2 separate regions of the Homo sapiens genome follow, and region 2 is linked to region 1. The links are chromatin loops, found by intact Hi-C in ENCODE. Cell type or tissue: gastrocnemius medialis. All regions are shown on one strand. Links, peaks and the distances in the headings refer to the core of each region. The heading gives the core; the rest is flanking DNA. Region 1 has its middle 11 kb from the start of RNH1. Region 2 holds the start of LOC124902805 (translation initiation factor IF-2-like).

What was found. Hi-C counts contacts between places; a loop is a spot of excess contacts. Peaks named below come from ENCODE experiments on the same cell type or tissue, not always from the same donor. Only the 100,000 strongest peaks of a DNase experiment are listed, where the experiment ranks them.
Region 2: a loop joins it to region 1, with 6 times the contacts of the local background. A loop is called at or near these places in 13 of 110 quality-filtered maps.

The regions. Positions count from the first base shown.
Region 1 is chr11:514,170-522,858 of GRCh38, forward strand. It overlaps a transcript of LRRC56 not described here. Among named protein-coding and RNA genes, the nearest start is that of RNH1, 11 kb to the left of the region's middle. In gastrocnemius medialis, for the core only: a CTCF peak has its summit at 4,709 (motif pointing left); a DNase peak (open chromatin) is centred at 4,492; H3K4me3 peaks cover 972 bases; H3K27ac peaks cover 1,851 bases.
Region 2 is chr11:563,606-572,294 of GRCh38, forward strand. It overlaps LOC124902805 (translation initiation factor IF-2-like), which reads left to right and starts at 7,989. Exons shown (of 4, transcript XM_047428004.1): 1 at 7,989-8,039. The coding sequence starts at 7,989. It overlaps MIR210HG (MIR210 host gene), which reads right to left and starts at 4,852. Exons shown (of 2, transcript NR_038262.1): 1 at 4,747-4,852; 2 at 2,052-4,248. It overlaps MIR210 (microRNA 210), which reads right to left and starts at 4,593; the gene lies at 4,484-4,593. RASSF7 (Ras association domain family member 7) reads left to right here. Exons shown (of 6, transcript NM_003475.4): 6 at 1-420. The coding sequence ends at 40. RefSeq lists enhancers at 2,089-2,643, 2,644-3,198, 5,784-6,534. In gastrocnemius medialis, for the core only: no CTCF peak of the experiment used is centred there; a DNase peak (open chromatin) is centred at 4,966; H3K4me3 peaks cover 2,018 bases; H3K27ac peaks cover 2,376 bases.

The DNA of each region.
Region 1 (8,689 bases), core at 292-8,291:
TTTTAGTAGAGACGGGGTTTCACCATGTTGGCCAGGCTGGTCTCGAACTCCTGGCCTCAGGTGATCCGCCCACCTTGGCCTCCCACAGTGCTAGGATTACAGGTGTGAGCCACCACCCCCAGCCATTTTTTTTTTGAGACGAGGTCTTGCTTTGTTGCCCAGACTAGAGTGCAGTGACATTATCTCGGCTCACGGCAACCTCTGCCTCCCAGGCTGAAGCAATCCTCCCACCTCTGTCTCCCTAGTAGCTGGGACCACAGGTGCACACCCCCACACCCGGCTAATTTTTTGTATTTTTGGTAGAGACAGGGTTTCACCATGTTGCCCAGGCTGGTCTCCTGAGCTCATGCAATCTGCCCACTTGACCTCCCAAAGTGCTGGGATTACAGGTGTGAGCCACTGTGCCCAGCCTATTATTATTATTATTTATTGTTTTTTTGGTCTTGAGGGAGGGTAGGGTGGTGGGAGCCCAGTTGGGGAGGGAGTGAGGAGTGGTCAATAAAGTATTTTAAATTGAGGCATATGCATTGTTTTGTAAACATAATGTTATTGCACACCTGACTGCACTGTGGTATAAACATAACTTTTATATGCAGTGGAAAACCGAAAAATCCCTCCGACTGGCTTTATTGCGACATTTGTGTTATTGCGGTGTCTAGAACTGAACCGTGGTAACCCAGGCCCGCCTGTGCTAACTTCCAGCACTACCGAGGTTGACGCAGCTAGATGGTTTTCTCCCCGGCTGGTTGCTGCTTCTCACCCACAGAGGCGGTGGAGCCCTTGGAACTGGGCAGAACACAGGGCTGCCTTGTCACCACTGCCTGGCTGAACCTGAAATTGGGCCGTTTGACAGAAAGACTTGAAAGGGCCACCAGTAAATTCTTTTTTCTTTTCATTGATTTTCCTCTTCTTACTTTCCTCCTCCTGAAGTTGGGGTCATGTCCCAAGAAGACCCACAAGGCCTGGCCTGTGGGTGCACATGTGGGGAGGGTCAGGTCTGTCGGCTGAGGAGGGCATTGGTAGGGGACTTTGAGCAGTGCTGCTCCGGAGACACGAATGATGGGATGGGAGGCTCTCCCATATCTGCCGAGAGCACAGCACCCCATGACTCCTGGGAGCTTGTCATAGATGCTGCAGATGAGTCCTTCCTCAGACGGGATATTTGCTAATGCCTCTGCCAGCCTGGGCTTGTCTTCTCAGGGCCTTTCAAAATGCACACACCCTTCATTCTCATGATGTCCAGTGGATCAGGTTTTCCTTTATGTGTCATGCTTTTAGTGTTTAAGAATCATTTCTCTAACCCAAGTCACACTGACATCCTCCTTTTCATTCTTAACGCACATTTTACAGTTGTAGGCCTTACATTTTGGCTTATAATAAGTTCTGAGGCCAGGCACAGTGCTCACACCTGTAATCCTGGCACTTTGAGAGGCCAAGGCGGGTGGATCACCAGAGGTCAGGAGTTTGACACAAGCCTGGCCAACATGGTGAAACCCCGTCTCTACTAAAAATACAAAAAGTAGCCAGGTGTGGTGGCGGGCACCTGTAATCCCAGCTACTCCAGAGGCTGAGGCAGGAGAATCACTTGAACCTGGGAGACAGAGGTTGCAGTGAGTCAAGATTGTGCCACTGCCCTCCAACCTGGGCGAGAGAGTGAGACTCCATCTCAAAAAAATTAATAGTAAATTTTGAATGGATTTATATATGTACTGTCATGTATAGATTGAAGCTTCCATTCATATGTGTAGCCCCGTCATTCTAGTACCATTTGTTGCTAAGATTCTCCTTTCTCTGCTGAATTTGCTTACACTTATTTCAAAATCAGTTGAGCATGTATGTGAGGGTCTACTCTCGATCCTCTATTCTGTTCCACTGATCTATTTGTCTATCCTGTTACCAATGCCACACTGTCTGGATTTCTGAACCTTTATAACACATCTTGGGCCAGGTGCAAAGGTTCACGCCTGTAATCCTAGCACTTTGGGAGGCCGAGGTGGGTGGATCACTTGAGGCCAGGAGTTCAAGACCAGCCTGGCCAACATGGCGAAACCCGTCTCTACCAAAAATACAAAAACTAGCCAGGCATGGTGGTACACGCCTGTAATCCCAGCTACTCGGGAGGCTGAGGTACAAGAATCACTTGAGCCCCAGAGGCGGAGGCTGCAGTGAGCTGAGATCGTACCACTGCACTCCAGCCTGAGTGACAGAGCGAGCCTCCATCTCAAAAAAAAAAAAACCCAAATCTTGAAGCCAGGCATAGAATGCCCTCTCACTTGACCATTGTTTTCCAGAGCTGTTTTGATGATTGTAGGCCCACAGCATTGCCACACACTGAAACACAGGCCCATGAGCACACATATATGTATAATACAAATATAAGTGCACACCATGACGCAGTGAAATTTATCACAGGAATGCAAGGCTGGTTCAACATGAAATATGAGCCAATGGAATTCACCATATAAGCAGATTAAAAGACAAAAAGACGGCCGGACGTGGTGGCTCACATCTGTGATCCCAGCACTTTGGGAGGCTGAAGCAGGAGGATTCTGAGCAACATAGTGAGACCTGGTCTCTAAATAAATAAAATAAGACAAAAATACATCATCATTTCAGTAGACTTAGAAAAGGCATTTGACAGAATCCAGCAGGCTTATAAAGCTTTTTAATTATTTTTTTCTCCCTCTCCCTCTCCCTCTCCCTTCGGTCTCCCTCTGTTGCCGAGGCTGGACTGTACTGCTGTGGTCTCGGCTTGCTGCAGCCTCCCTGCCCCGGGCTCCCATGGTTCTCCTGCCTCGGCCTGCCAAGTGCCTGGGATTGCAGGCATGCACCGCCACGCCTGACTGGTTTTTGTATTTTTGGAGGAGACGGGGTTTTGCCCTGTTGACCGGGCTGGTCTCCGGCTCCTGACCTCCAATGGTCTGCCCGCCTCGGCCTCCCGGGGTGCTGGGATTGCAGACGGAGTCTTGCTCACTCAATGCTCAGTGTTGCCAAGGCTGGAGCGCAGTGGCGTGATCTCAGCTCGCCACAACCTCTACCTTCCAGCTGCCTGCCTTGGCCTCCCAAAGTGCTAAGATTACAGCCTCTGCCCGGCCGCCACCCCGTCTGGGAGGTGAGGAGCATCTCTGCCCGGCCGCCCATCGTCTGGGAGGTGAGGAGCGCCTCTGCCCGGCCGCCCGGTCTGGGAAGTGGGCGCCTCTGCCCAGCTGCCCCGTCTGGGAGGTGGGGGGCGCCTCTGCCTGGCTGCCCCGTCTGGGAGTTGAGGGGTGCCTCTGCCCGACCGCCCCACCTGGGAAGTGAGGGGCACCTCTGCCCAGCCACCGCCTTATCTGGAAGGTGGGGAGCGCCTCTGCCCGACTGCCCCGTCTGGGAAGTGGGCGCCTCTGCCCGGCCGTCCCATCTGGGGGGTGAGGAGCACCTCTGCCCGGCCACCCCGTCTGGGAGGTGAGGAGTGCCTCTGCCAGGCCGCCCCGTCTGGGAAGTGTACCCAACAGCTCCAAAGAGACAGCGACCATCGAGAACGGGCCATGATGACAGTGGCAGTTTTGTCAAAAAGAAAAGGGGGAAATGTGGGGAAAAGAAAGAGAGGTCAGATTGTTACTGTGTCTGTGTAGAAAGAAGTAGACATAGGAGACTCCGTTTTGTTCTGTACTAAGAAAAATTCTTCTGTCTTGGGATGCTGTTAATCTATAACCTTACCCCCAACCCCGTGCTCTCTGAAACGTGCTGTGTCAACTCAGGGTTAAATGGATTAAGGGCGGTGCCAGATGTGCTTTGTTAAACAGATGCTTGGAGGCAGCATGCTCGTTAAGAGTCATCACCATTCCCTAATCTCAACTACCCAGGGACACAAACACTGCGGAAGGCCGCAGGGACCTCTGCCTAGGAAAACCAGAGACCTTTGTTCACGTGTTTATCTGCTGACCTTCTCTCCACTATTATCCTATGACCCTGCCACATCCCCCTCTCTGAGAAACACCCAAGAATGATCAATAAATAAAAAATAATAATAATAAAATTTTTTTTTTTTTGAGATGGAGTCTCGCTCTGTCGCCTAGGCTGGAGTGCAGTGGCCCATCTCAGCTCACTGCAAGCTCCGCCTCCCGGGTTCACGCCATTCTCCTGCCTCAGCCTTAGGAGTAGCTGGGACTACAGGTGCCCGCCACCACGCCCAGCTAATTTTTTGTATTTCTGGTAGAGACGGGGTTTCATGGTGTTAGCCAGGATGGTCTCGATCTCCTGACCTCGTGATCCACCCGCCTCGGCCTCGCAAAGTGCTTGGGATTACAGGCGTGAGCCACCGCGCCAGGTCAGCTTTTTAAATTTTTTTTGTATTGTTGGTAGAGATGGGGTTTCATTTGGCCAGGCTGGTCTCCAACTCCTGACTTCGTGATCCGGCCGCCTCCGCCTCCCAAAGTGCTGGGATTACAGACGTGAGTCACCCTGCCCGGCCGCCTGTTCACTTTATTACTTGGAGACCGTATTCCATTCCCATAACCCAGGGGAGGAGGCACGCACGAGCCGACACCAGCAGGTGGGGCAGGAAACGCAGCCAGCGCGGAACCGGACGCCCAGGAGCCGGCCCCGGGCTGCCCACGACGGGGCCGCCGGAGAGGACTCGCGGCGCCCCCTCCTGGATGTGGCCGGCGGCGCGCGAGGAAGGAGCCGCCCCGAACGCGCGAGCGAGGCCGGGACTCGGGCGCCCTCTGCCGGCCGCTCTGAGGGACCGGGGCGGGGGGGCGTGTCTCCCGGTCACGTGACCTGGAAACCCCGCCCCCAAACCGAGGGGAACTTGCGGCCCCAAGACGCGGCGCGCTTACGAGGGCGCGCGAGGCGCCGCACGGGGGAGGCTTCTCCGAAAGCCGCGAGGGCAGCTCCCGTGTGTCCGCTGTGCAAACCGGTCCTTCCGCCAAAAACCTGCTGTCTGGCTTTTCTCAGGTAAGAACTACCCAAAAGCTAGACGACATTTTCAGAACATACAAGTACAAATAAGAAGAGGGAAAATCACCCGCAGTTCACCCCTGAGCCGCGCGCATTCCTTAGATCTCCGTGTTTCTTCCTAAAGGAACGTGGCCTGATACACAGGTGAGCTTTATTAGAACGCGGGCTGATACACAGGTGAGCTTTATTAGAACGCGGGCTGATACACAGGTGAGCTTTATTAGAACGCGGGCTGATACACAGGTGAGCTTTATTAGAACGCGGGCTGATACACAGGTGAGCTTTATTAGAACGCGGGCTGATACACAGGTGAGCTTTATTAGAACGCGGCCTGATACACAGGTGAGCTTTATTAGAACGCGGCCTGATACACAGGTGAGCTTTATTAGAACGCGGCCTGATACACAGGTGAGCTTTATTAGAACGCGGCCTGATACACAGGTGAGCTTTATTAGAACGCGGCCTGATACACAGGTGAGCTTTATTAGAACGCGGCCTGATACACAGGTGAGCTTTATTAGAACGCGGCCTGATACACAGGTGAGCTTTATTAGAACGCGGCCTGATACACAGGTGAGCTTTATTAGAACGCGGCCTGATACACAGGTGAGCTTTATTAGAACGCGGCCTGATACACAGGTGAGCTTTATTAGAACGCGGCCTGATACACAGGTGAGCTTTATTAGAACGCGGCCTGATACACAGGTGAGCTTTATTAGAACGCGGCCTGATACACAGGTGAGCTTTATTAGAACGCGGCCTGATACACAGGTGAGCTTTATTAGAACGCGGCCTGATACACAGGTGAGCTTTATTAGAACGCGGCCTGATACACAGGTGAGCTTTATTAGAACGCGGCCTGATACACAGGTGAGCTTTATTAGAACGCGGCCTGATACACAGGTGAGCTTTATTAGAACGCGGCCTGATACACAGGTGAGCTTTATTAGAACGCGGCCTGATACACAGGTGAGCTTTATTAGAACGCGGCCTGATACACAGGTGAGCTTTATTAGAACGCGGCCTGATACACAGGTGAGCTTTATTAGAACGCGGCCTGATACACAGGTGAGCTTTATTAGAACGCGGCCTGATACACAGGTGAGCTTTATTAGAACGCGGCCTGATACACAGGTGAGCTTTATTAGAACGCGGCCTGATACACAGGTGAGCTTTATTAGAACGCGGCCTGATACACAGGTGAGCTTTATTACTGATTTTTTTTTTTTATGGGGAATCTCGCTCTGTCGCCCAGGCTGGAGTGCAATGGTGCGATCTCGGCTCTCTGCAACCTCCGCCTCCCGGGTTCCAGTGATTCTCCTGCCTCAGCCTCCCGAGTAGCTGGGATTACGTGCGCCACCACGTCCGGCTCATTTTTTTGTATTTTCAGTAGGGACGGGGTTTCATCATGTTGGCCAGGCTGGTCTCAAACTCCTGGCCTCAAATGATCCGCCCACCTCAGCCTCCCAAAGTCCTGGCGTTACAGGCATGAGCCACCGCGCCCGGCCTAGTATTGAATATTTCAAACATACAAACAGGTTTTTTAAAAATAATGAGCCCCATGCCTGACCTCTCCCCTTAAACACATGCTCAGAGCCCCCCGAGTCGCCCTCTCCCCTCCATCCAGGGTCTCCTGGAGGCCTCTGCCGCCTGAGTTCTGTCTCCGTCCTTTCTGTTCCCTGAGGCCGTGCTCACCCCTACGCCTTCCCAGATGGCGAGGGCCTTTCCTGCGCCTCTGAACAATTTGGAAACGCTGCACAATGCGCACCCACCCGCCAGCTGCTGGTTCCATTCAACAGAATTGGGGTGGGAATTGTCCATATTGAGACCGCGTCGGTTATTCATCTCAGCTGCTGTTGACTACTCCGCTGCCTGAACACCGGCATTTACTCACCGATGCTCTCGTCTTGTCTGACTTTATGCAAACACTGCCACCGCCAGCGTACTCCGGACCTCTGTGTGCCCAGACACGGGGCAGACGCCCTGCCAGGCCCAATCGCCCCCCAGCGGTGGCTCTCAGAATTTACGCTCCCGCCCCAGGGCACAGGCTCCCTCCCCGCTCCAGACCTTCACTAGCCACTGGTTCGACTGCCTCAGGCCTCCCTGTCCCCACCCTAGTCATGAGAATATGAAATGGTAACTCACCATGGGTCTAGCTGGCATTTCACCAAGTACTAGTCAGGCATACTTCCGCTTGGTTCTGCCTGTTCCTACCCTTTGCTTTGTGCGTTTTGAGACAGGCATCTGGAGTGCAGTGCCATGATCACAGGTCACTGCAGTCTGAACCACCTGGGCTCAAGCAACCCTCCTGCCTCAGCCTCCCGAGAAGCTGCGACTACAAGCACACACCACTGTGCCCAGCTAATTTTTGTATTTTTGGCAGGGACGGGATTTTGCCATGTTTTCCAGGCTGGCCTTGAACTCCTAGCTCAAGCAACTGGCCCACCTCAACCTCTCAAAGTGCTAGGATTATAGGTGTGAGCCCCTGCACCCAGCCAAGAGATATTTTCAAAAACAATTACAGCCCGGTGAGGTGGCTCACGCCTGTAATCCCAGCACTTTGGGAGACCGAGGCGGGCAGATCACGAGGTCAGGAGATCGAGACCATCCTGGCTAACACGATGAAACCCCGTCTCTACTAAAAAATACAAAAAATTAGCTGGACGTGGTGGCGAGCGCCTGTAGTCCCAGCTACTCGGAAGGCTGAGGCAGGAGAATGGCGTGAACCTGGGAGGCAGAGGTTGCAGTGAGCCGAGATCACGCCACTGCACTCCAGCCTGGATGACAGAGCAAGACTCCGTCTCAAAAAAAAAACGATTAAAATCAGCTGCCCAAAACAGCTCTCATAACCCAAATGAAGGCAGAAAAGGGAAGATAAGATACAGGAAACAAATAGCATGAATGGAAAAATAAAAAAATCTAAATCCAAATATATCAATAATTACATTAAATGCAAATGGTCCAAGCATATTAATCAATTCTTTTTTTGAAAGAGTGTCTTGCTCTGTCATGCAGGCTGGAGTGCAGTGGTACGATCACGGCTCACTGCAGTCTCAACCGCCTGGGTTCAAGTGATTCTCACTTTATCCTCCAGAGTAGCTGAGACTACAGGCACGCACCACAATGGCTGGCTGATTTCTGGTTTTTTTGTTTTGTTTTGTTTTGTTTTGTTTGAGACAGAGTCTCACTCTGTCGCCCAGGCTGGAGTGCAGTGGCGCGATCTCAGCTCACTGCAAGCTCTGCCTCCCGGGTTCAGGCCATTCTCCTGCCTCAGCCTCCCAAGTAGTTGGGACTACAGGCGGCCGCCACCACGCCTGGCTAATTTTTTGTATTTTTTAGTTGAGACGGGGTTTCACTGTGTTAGCCAGGATACTCTCGATCTCCTGACCTCGTGATTCGCCCACCTCGGCCTCCCAAAGTGCTGGGATTACAGGCGTGAGCCACCGCACCTGGCCATTTCTGTACTTTTTGTAGAGATGGAGTTTCACCATGTTGCCCAGGCTGGTCTCAACTCCTGAGCTCAAGCAATCCGCCCACCTTGGCCTCCCAAAGTGCTGGGATTACAGGAGTGGGCCACCTCACCTGCCCTTTTTTTGTTTTGTTCTGGTAAATAAATTCTGACATTCTCTGTATACATTTTCTTTTCTTTTGAGACAGAGTTTCACTCGTTCCAAAGCGCAAAGGTTGGAGTGCAGTGGCGCAATCTCGGCTCACTGCAACCGTCACTTCTTGGGTTCAAGCGATTCTC
Region 2 (8,689 bases), core at 440-8,439, 50 kb after region 1:
AGAGTGGTGTCCTCTGGCAGCCCAGCCCCAGGCTCTGTGACAGCCTAGTGAGGGCTGCAAGACCATCCTGCCCGGACCACAGAAGGAGAGTTGGCGGTCACAGAGGGCTCCTCTGCCAGGCAGTGGGAAGCCCTGGGTTTGGCCTCAGGAGCTGGGGGTGCAGTGGGGGACTGCCCTAGTCCTTGCCAGGTCGCCAGCACCCTGGAGAAGCATGGGGCGTAGCCAGCTCGGAACTTGCCAGGCCCCAAAGGCCACGACTGCCTGTTGGGGACAGGAGATGCATGGACAGTGTGCTCAAGCTGTGGGCATGTGCTTGCCTGCGGGAGAGGTCCTTCACTGTGTGTACACAGCAAGAGCATGTGTGTGCCACTTCCCCTACCCCAACGTGAAAACCTCAATAAACTGCCCGAAGCAGCTTGAGTGTGTGTGGAGGCTGCGCTGGGCAGGGTCTGAGGTCTTGAACTTGAGCCTCCATGGGGTGCCACTGAGCAGTACCCTGACACACCTGGGGCTCACCACAGCTGGAGTATCTGAGAATAGGATCCCTCAGGGTGCTCAGTAGGGCCCAGGGCTGGGGCTTCCTGAGCTCCACATTCCATCTGCTCTGCCTCACCTAACCCCAGGGGCTCTCCTGTGAGGGCCCCAGCCTGGTGGGCCTGCTGGTTCAGCCTGGCCTGACTGTCCCAGGCATTTGTCTGGACCCCCTCCCACCTGACTCTCTGTCATGTTGCCTGTGCCCCGCCAGCAGCGGGAACTGAGGACGTCAGGACAAGCTAGACCCGCCCGTCAGGTTTACTGAGAACTTGTGGGGGTGGATCCCACACTCAGGTCAGCCAGTCCCAGGCTGCTTCACCACCCCAGGGAGGGTATGGGTACCAGTGGGCAGGGGCTGCCTCCTCTTCTCCAGGTGGGTGTGAAATGTCTGCTCTGAGCTTGCAGCTTTGAAATCAGGGCAGGGGCCAGGCATGGTGGCTCACGCCTGTAATCCCAGCACTTTGGGAAGCTGAGGCAGGCGGATCACCTGAGGTCAGGAGTTTGAGACCAGCCTGGCCAACATGATGAAACCCCGTCTCTACTAAAAATACAAAAAATTGGCCGGGCGTGGTGGAGGGTGCTTGTAGTTCCAGCTACTCGGGAGGCTGAGGCAGGAGAATGGCGTGAACCCGGGGGGCGGAGTTTGCAGTGAGCCGAGATCGCGCCACTGTGCTCCAGCCTGGGCAACAAAGCAAGACTCTGTCAAAAAAAAAAAAAAACAAAACCGGGTGTGGTGGCATGCACCTGTAATCCCAGTTACTTGGGAGGCTGAGGCAGGAGAATTAGTTGAACCTGGGAGGCAGAGGTTGCAGTGAGCTAAGATCACTCCACTGCACTCCAGCCTTAGTGACAGAGCAAGACTCTGTCTCCAAAATAAAAAAAAATTGTGTCCACAGCCCAGCCCCTGCCTGGGCCCTTGGGCTAGCTGTCACCTCTCCTGGTTCTAAGGGTAAGCCATACACTCCCAGCTCCAGGATCCATGGTTGGGGCTGGAGAAATCTTTTGTGTTGAGCAGAATGTGGAGGACCCCTATACCTGGGTACAGCCATGCATGGGAAGGCAGAGGATGGGGATGCCCTAGGTCAGGGGTGTCCAATCTTTTGGCTTCCCTGGGCCACATTGGAATACACTGAGGCCATACATGGGCCATACATGGAATACAGTAATGATAGCTGATAAGCTTTAAAAAAAAAATCGTAAAAAAAACTCACAATGTTGGCCAGGCACGGTGGCTCACACCTGTAATCCCAGCACTTTGGGAGGCCGAGGCGGGCAGATCACAAGGTCAGGAGATCAAGACCATCCTGGCTAACGTGGTGAAACCCCGTCTCTACTAAAAATACCAAAATTAGCCAGGCGTGTTGGCGGGCGCCTGTAGTCCCAGCTACTCGGGAGGCTGAGGCAGGAGACGAGCGTGAACCCAGGAGGCGGAGCTTGCAGTGAGCCGAGATTGGGCCACTAACTCCAGCCTGGGCGACAGATCGAGACTCTGTCTCAAAATAACAACAAAAAACAACTCACAATGTTTAAGAAAATTTATAGATTTGTGTTGGGCTGCATTCAAAGCTGTTCCATGGGCCAACAGTTGGACAAGTTTGCCCTAGATCATGGGGTCTTTGTGCTCTGAGAATGGGCGAGTTTGGGATGGACTCAGCTTTCTGTTGGTTGGCCCTGGATCTGGATCTGGTGCTGCCCCCTTTCTCTGGAGCACACAAAGGGAACAAGAAGGCCTGGACTTGGGCAAGGAAGCCATCCACAGGGCTCCCCAGAAGCCAGGGCCACCAGGAGCTCACTGCTGTGCAGAGGCAACTCGGCTTGGTTATTTCTTGCCTGAGGCAGGGAACAGGGAATGCAGGGAAGCCAGGCAGCAGCAGGAGGCTCCAAACGCTGGTGTCAGCAAGCCAGAACCCCCACCTGACTTCACTCCTGTCTGCCCAGCTCACAGTCGCCTGTCACTGGGAGGTCCTTGGGGCCTGGACCTGCCTGACCTGTGGCCCCAGAAGGGGCTAAGCCCAGAGTCACATGGGATGGAGCCTGGAATGCATAGGCCAAGTGGGTTGTGCCTGGGCAGCAGGCCTGGGATATGAGGGGCCTACTCCTCCATCCACAGCCCCGACCCACATTCTGGAGGGATGGTCGTACCTCTGTGACCAGCCCTCCACACCGTCACATAGGCCAGCAGGGGGCAATGCCAGGTGCCATCCAGAGCCCACCCCCATGTCCTCCCGGAGGTCATGAGCTCTGCCCTACGTACCCCAGCCCCACAATGGGAAGGAGGCATGGAGCTGGCAGAGCATGCGCCACGCCGTCCCTGTGTGTGTTTCTGAGGAACTCCTGTTCACTCTGAGGCCACTGCCTAGGTGCCCGTCCCTGGTCTGCTGCTGCTGGCTCTGATGAAGCTAACCAGCCTTCTTCCCCACCAAGAGGGTGTCCCAGCAGCAGCTATGGCTATGTTCCGGCGGGGGGAAGGCGGGGAGCCTTCCTCCTCACTGGCTGTTTCATTTTTTTATTTTTTTGAGGCAGAGTCTCTCGTCACCCAGGCTGGAGTGCAGCGGCGTAATCTCGTCTCGCTGCAACCTCCACCTCCCAGGTTCAAGCGATTCTCTTGCCTCAGCCTTCCAAGTAGCTGGGATTACAGGTGCCCACCACCATGCCTAGCTAATTTTTGTATTTTTAGTAGAGACGAGGTTTCACCATGTTGCCCAGGCTGGTCTTGAACTCCTGATCTCAAGTGAGCGATCACCCGCGTCTGCCTCCTGAAGTGTTGGGATTACGGGTGTGAGCCACCACACCCGGCCTCTCACTGGCTGTTTCAGGTGAACCAAATCCCATGGCCCCAAAAAGTGGCCAGAGTGCTTCAGATCACTCAGCAAACCTTTGAGTTGCTGAAAAGTTTACTTTTGAGTTTTAAACTGTACTTTGAAAACTATATTGTGAACTGTGTTGACATGAGGAAAGGCTGGGCTCCCTGAAAACATCCAGTTCCACAGCAGGGCGGGCCCAAGCCCAGCCAATCCCCAGGCAATGCAGGGCAGGGATCCCACCTGGTGTAAGTACGGGCAGAGGGCAGAGCCAGGCTGTATCGAGGGGCGGCGCTGGGACCCTCCTCGCCCAGAGTTCCTACTCATCCCCAGCACAGAAGTGCTCTGTAGGGCCAGCTGAGGACACCCCGGTTCACTGAGGGTGGCCCACAGTAAGTCGCCGTCTGGCAGTAAGTTAGCTCTGCAGGTGTGGACCCCAAGACCACACACAGCCTTTCTCAGGTGCAGGTCCTGCCAAGCCTCACTTCGCAGTGGTGACAGGCAACCCCGTCAGGGCAGGGAGCTTCCAAAGGCCAGTCCGAGTCCATGCCAGGCGTCCACTAAATCTGCCTCTCCCTCTCCAGCGAGCAGGTGCAGCCCTCAACTCCTGCAGGCCTGGGGAGCGGAGACAGGGCCTGTAGGCTCGGACACGACCCGGTCCTGATTTTAACAGTAGACTTGAGAAGGCAGGCTCAGCAGACAGGCTGCTGGAGGATCCACCCGCTGTCTCCCGCAGCGGCCCCACTGAAGCGGCAGAAACACACAGAAGCACCAAATCTGTCACTCTCTTCCCGTAGGAAGTCCCCAGAGGTGGCCCTCCGGAGGATGGTCCTGTTGGCTGAAGATATGACCACACCTGTGCCTGCCCAGGGCCACCTTCAGCTTGGCAACAGGAACTCCGCACACTGGTACCCTGGACACACAAGGAAAAGAAAGTTCCCTCCAAGAGGGTATCTGGCCCAGCCTCAGCCCCACCAAGCGGAGGGCAGCAAAGCCCCCGAATGATTTCGCTTACCCCCACCCGCCGTCCCTGCTGGCCAGACAGGCACACCCCGTCCATAGGGCACCCCCTCCCCACGGTATCCAGCTGCCCTCGCGTCCCCGTGTGGCCGCTCGCCTGCCCGCCAGACCCGGACACGGGGCCAGGAGGGTCGCGCTGCCCAGGCACAGATCAGCCGCTGTCACACGCACAGTGGGTCTGGGGCAGCGCAGTGTGCGGTGGGCAGGGGCTGCCCTGCGCCTGGAGGCACTGCCGGGTGGGCGGGCGGAGGGATTGACCCCACCCCCGTCCCCTCCAACTTGGGCGTCCGAGCCCCGCCGCGCCTGCCCAGCCCGACCCCCCGCAGCCCCCGCGGGAGGGCGGCCTCTGAGGGGCGCCCCGCCCGCCAACCTGGGATCCCTCGCGCGTCACCTGCGACCCCGGCGCGGGGCCGTCGCCGGCTCTCGGCCCAACTTCAGCTGCGGCCGCTGGCACCCTCTCGCCCCCCGGCCCGACCCGACCGGCCCCGGGCCCCGCGGCTCCACGCCCAGCCCCGTATGCAAATGACCTGGTCCCTCAGCCAATGGCCGGCCTAGCCGGGCCCGCCCTACCGCAACGCAGCCAGTGGGCGCGAGGGGGGTTCGCGACGCCCCGCCCACCGCCGCGCGGCCCTTCGCGGGCGAGGCCGGCGCGTTCTTTTCTGCACGTCTGCCCGGGGAGGGGCGGCACCTGCCGGGCGGGGCCTGCGGGGCGCCAGCTGCGAGGGCGCGGCGGGGCCAGGGCGCGTCCCCCGGCCGGGCGGATGGTACGGCCCGAGGTGGTCCTCCTCCCGCCGCGCGGTGGTATGGCCCGGGCTCGCGGGGCTTCCGGGCTGGGCGTGGGGCGCAGCCTGGCGACGGGTCCTCCGCCCGCGGGTGTGCGTGGGGCGGCAGGGCCGGCCGGGAGCTGCCCCTCTTCCCGCGGCGCGGTGGTACGACCCGGCCGCCTCCGTGCCCCGCACCCGCGTCCCGCGGGCCCGCCCCCCCCAACCCGCTGGGCGCCCGGCGCACGTATCCCGGGCCGTGACCCGGGTGGGGCCTGCGCGGGCCCGGACACGGCGTCCTCGGGACGCACGCACCACCCCCCGGGCGGCTTGGGGTCCCCAAAGGACGCCCGGGTCCGTCCTGCTGGCGAAGAGGGGGCTCTGGCTCTGCCTGGTTTGCCTGGCGACCCCCACGGGGCGCCCTTGGGGGCTCTGGGTCCCTCCTGCGCGCTCTGTCTCCGCGGAAGCCTCTGGAGCCTGGAGGGGGTGCCTCAAGGGCTCAGGGGTCTTCGCAGCCCTGTGCCGGTCTTTGAGGGGACGAGGCGAGAGAATCCTGTCTGTGCGCTGAAAACGTGTAAAATCAAAGGAGCCTTGACGGTTTGACCTTCGTTAGGACTCGCAGGGCCAGCTTCAGACGTGGAAGTATCGGACTCCGGGGTGGGGCTCCAAAGTGGCAGCCAAAGGAGATTTGGCCGCCGGCCCCCCTTGGCACTGTCACCCTGGTCCTCGGCCCCGGGCCGTCTCCCCTCAGCTCCCTGGCCCTAAACTCACCGCCCTGCTCTTTGTCCTCCCCTGGCCCCATGACCTCCCTGCCTCGGCATCCGCGCAGGCCTGGGCCGCAGCCTGCCCCCTGCCCCAGCCCCGGCGGCAAAGTGCTGGGGCCCCAGGGAGCTTCCGAACCAGCCCATGTCCTCAGGGGCTTGAAGGCTGGGGACAAAAATTCAGATGCAGAGTCTGGGGTGACTCAGACATGATCAGCAAGACATGACCGAGGTCTTGCTGACCCCTTGACCCTTGGCCCCCGATAGAACCGAGTGGCTCCTTGCACCTGTGGCTGCCTGTGGATGGGGAAGGTGCCCAGAGGATCACGGAGCCACTCGGTTCTATTGGGGGTCAGGGGTCAGCAAGACCTCGATCCTGTGGGTCGTGAAGGAGCCTCTAAGAGTCAGTGGGGTCCCTGAGAAGGCCCACGTCTTCATGGCAGGGCAGAGGCTCCTAGGGCAGTCAGACTAGGGGACAAGAAGGGGCAAGAGGACAGGGCAGCTCTGTGTTCCTGTCGTGCCCTGCTGACGTGAACCCACTTCTGCCCCCAGTCCTGCCAATTTCACAGGCACCTTTTCTCAGCATCTGTAGTGAGTGGGATGGTCCCTCCGCCAAAAAGAAGATATATCCACATCCTAATACCCAGGCTTCCTAAATGTGCCCTCATCGGGAGAAAGCATCTTTGCAGATGTCATTAAGGGAAACATCTTGAAACGAGATCATCCTGGACTTTCTGGGTGGGCCCTAAATCCAATGATCAGTGTCCTTATAAAAGACAGGGAAAACAGGCCGGGTGTGGTGGCTCAAGCCTGTAATCCCAGCACTCTGGGAGGCCGAGGTGGGCAGATCACCTGAGGCCAGGAGTTTGAGGCCAGCCTGGCCAACATAGTGAAACCCCATCTCTACTAAAAATACAAAAAAATCAGCCGGGCATGGTAGTGTGAGCTTGTAATCCCAGCTACTTGGGAGGCTGAGGCAGGAGAATCGCTTGAACCTGGGAGGTTGGCAGTGAGCTGAGATCACGCCACTGCACTCCAGCATGGGCAACAGAGTACGACTCTGTCTCAAACAGACAAACAAAAAACACAAAAAAAGAGAGAAGGCCGGGCGCGGTGGCTCATGCCTGTAATCCCAGCACTTTGGGAGGCCGAGGAGGGTGGATCACCTGAGATCAGGAGTTCGAGACCAGCCTGATCAACATGGAGAAACCCCGTCTCTACTAAAAATACAAAATTAGCCGGGCGTGGTGATGCATGCCCGTAATCCCAGCTACTCGGGAGGCTGAGACAGGAGAATCACTTGAACCTGGGAGGTGGAGGTTGAGGTGAGCCGAGATCGCGCCATTGCACTCCAGCCTGGGCAACAGAGCAAGACTCCGTCACAAAAAAAAAAAAAAAAAAAAGGCTGGGCGCGGTGGCTCACGCCTGTAATCCCAGCACTTTGGGAGGCCGAGGCAGGCGGATCACGAGGTCAGGAGATCGAGACCATCCTGGCTAACACAGCGAAACCCTGTCTCTACTAAAAATACAAAAAATTAGCCGGGCGAGGTGGCGGGCGCCTGTAGTCCCAGCTGCTCGGGAGGCTGAGGCAGGAGAATGGCGTGAACCCGGTGGGCGGAGCCTGCAGTGAGCAGAGATTGCACCACTGCACTCCAGTCTGGGCGACAGAGCAAAACTCTGTCTCAAAAAAAAAGGAGAGAAAGAGAAAAGAGACACAGACACAGAGGGAGGCCATAGGAAGCCATAGCCAAGGAACGCCTGGAGATGAAGCTGGGAGAAGAAGGACCTCCCCAGATCCTCAACAAGGAGGGTGGCCCTGCCAGCCTGGATCTCTGACTGCTGGCTTCCAGACTGAGAGAATGCCTTTCTGTTGTCTAAGGGCTCTGGTTTGTGGCCGTTTGATATGACAGCCCTGGGACACACAGACACCTGCCTTCCCTAGGTAGAGAATGCAGCCCTGCCTGTTCCCTCCCCCAGCTCTGAGAGTTTTGACTCCTTTGTTCTCTCCCCACCCACCTCCTCCAGCCACCCCTGCCCCTGCCTCCCCCAGGCATCCACCTGGCTCTGGGGCTCCCTGCTGCTGGGAGTGGGATGGGTCTCAGCAGGGGGCGATGACTGGGCTCATTGCCCACCAAGCCCTGTATGTGCACACGGACCTGATGGTGGGGTGGGGGGCAGGGGTGGGAAGGGGCTGGGCTAGGCCCTCCGGGATAAGCTGGCCTGGCGGGACAGAAGCAAGGGAGCTCCCAGCCCAGCTCCATCCTCCCGTGCACACCAGGAGCATGCACACCATGCTTGCGTCTGCAAGGGGCAGGGGCAGCACACGGCAGTGTCGACCAGGAATCTGGCCGGAGCCTCAGAGTACAGGTCTGTGTGAGGCTGTGTGGGCAGGATGCACATGTGTGCACACTGACACTAGCAGGTGATGGGGGTTGGGGGGTGACCCGTCAGTGTACGGGGGAGGTGACAGTACTGATGAGGGGGTTGTATACAGGAGGTGTCTGCCTGCTGGTGTGTGAGGCATCTATCCACGTGCGAGCAGGTAAGGAGTCATTTTATGTCAGGTGTGTGGGTAGCGGTGGGGGTGGGAGTCAGGAGGTATTGGTATGTGCCCCTGCTCTCATGCTCTCAAGTACCACCTATGCACAGTTTGGGCCTAGTTTGGCTCTGGGCAGCTGCCTGGAGATACTTCTCACACCTGAGCCTGAGTGCTGTCTGACATACCTGGGTTGGTTGTGCACTGACCAAGGATTATGCTCACTGAGGACGTCCTTCATGTCTCCATGTGGATGTCTGTGTTTATTTATTTTTT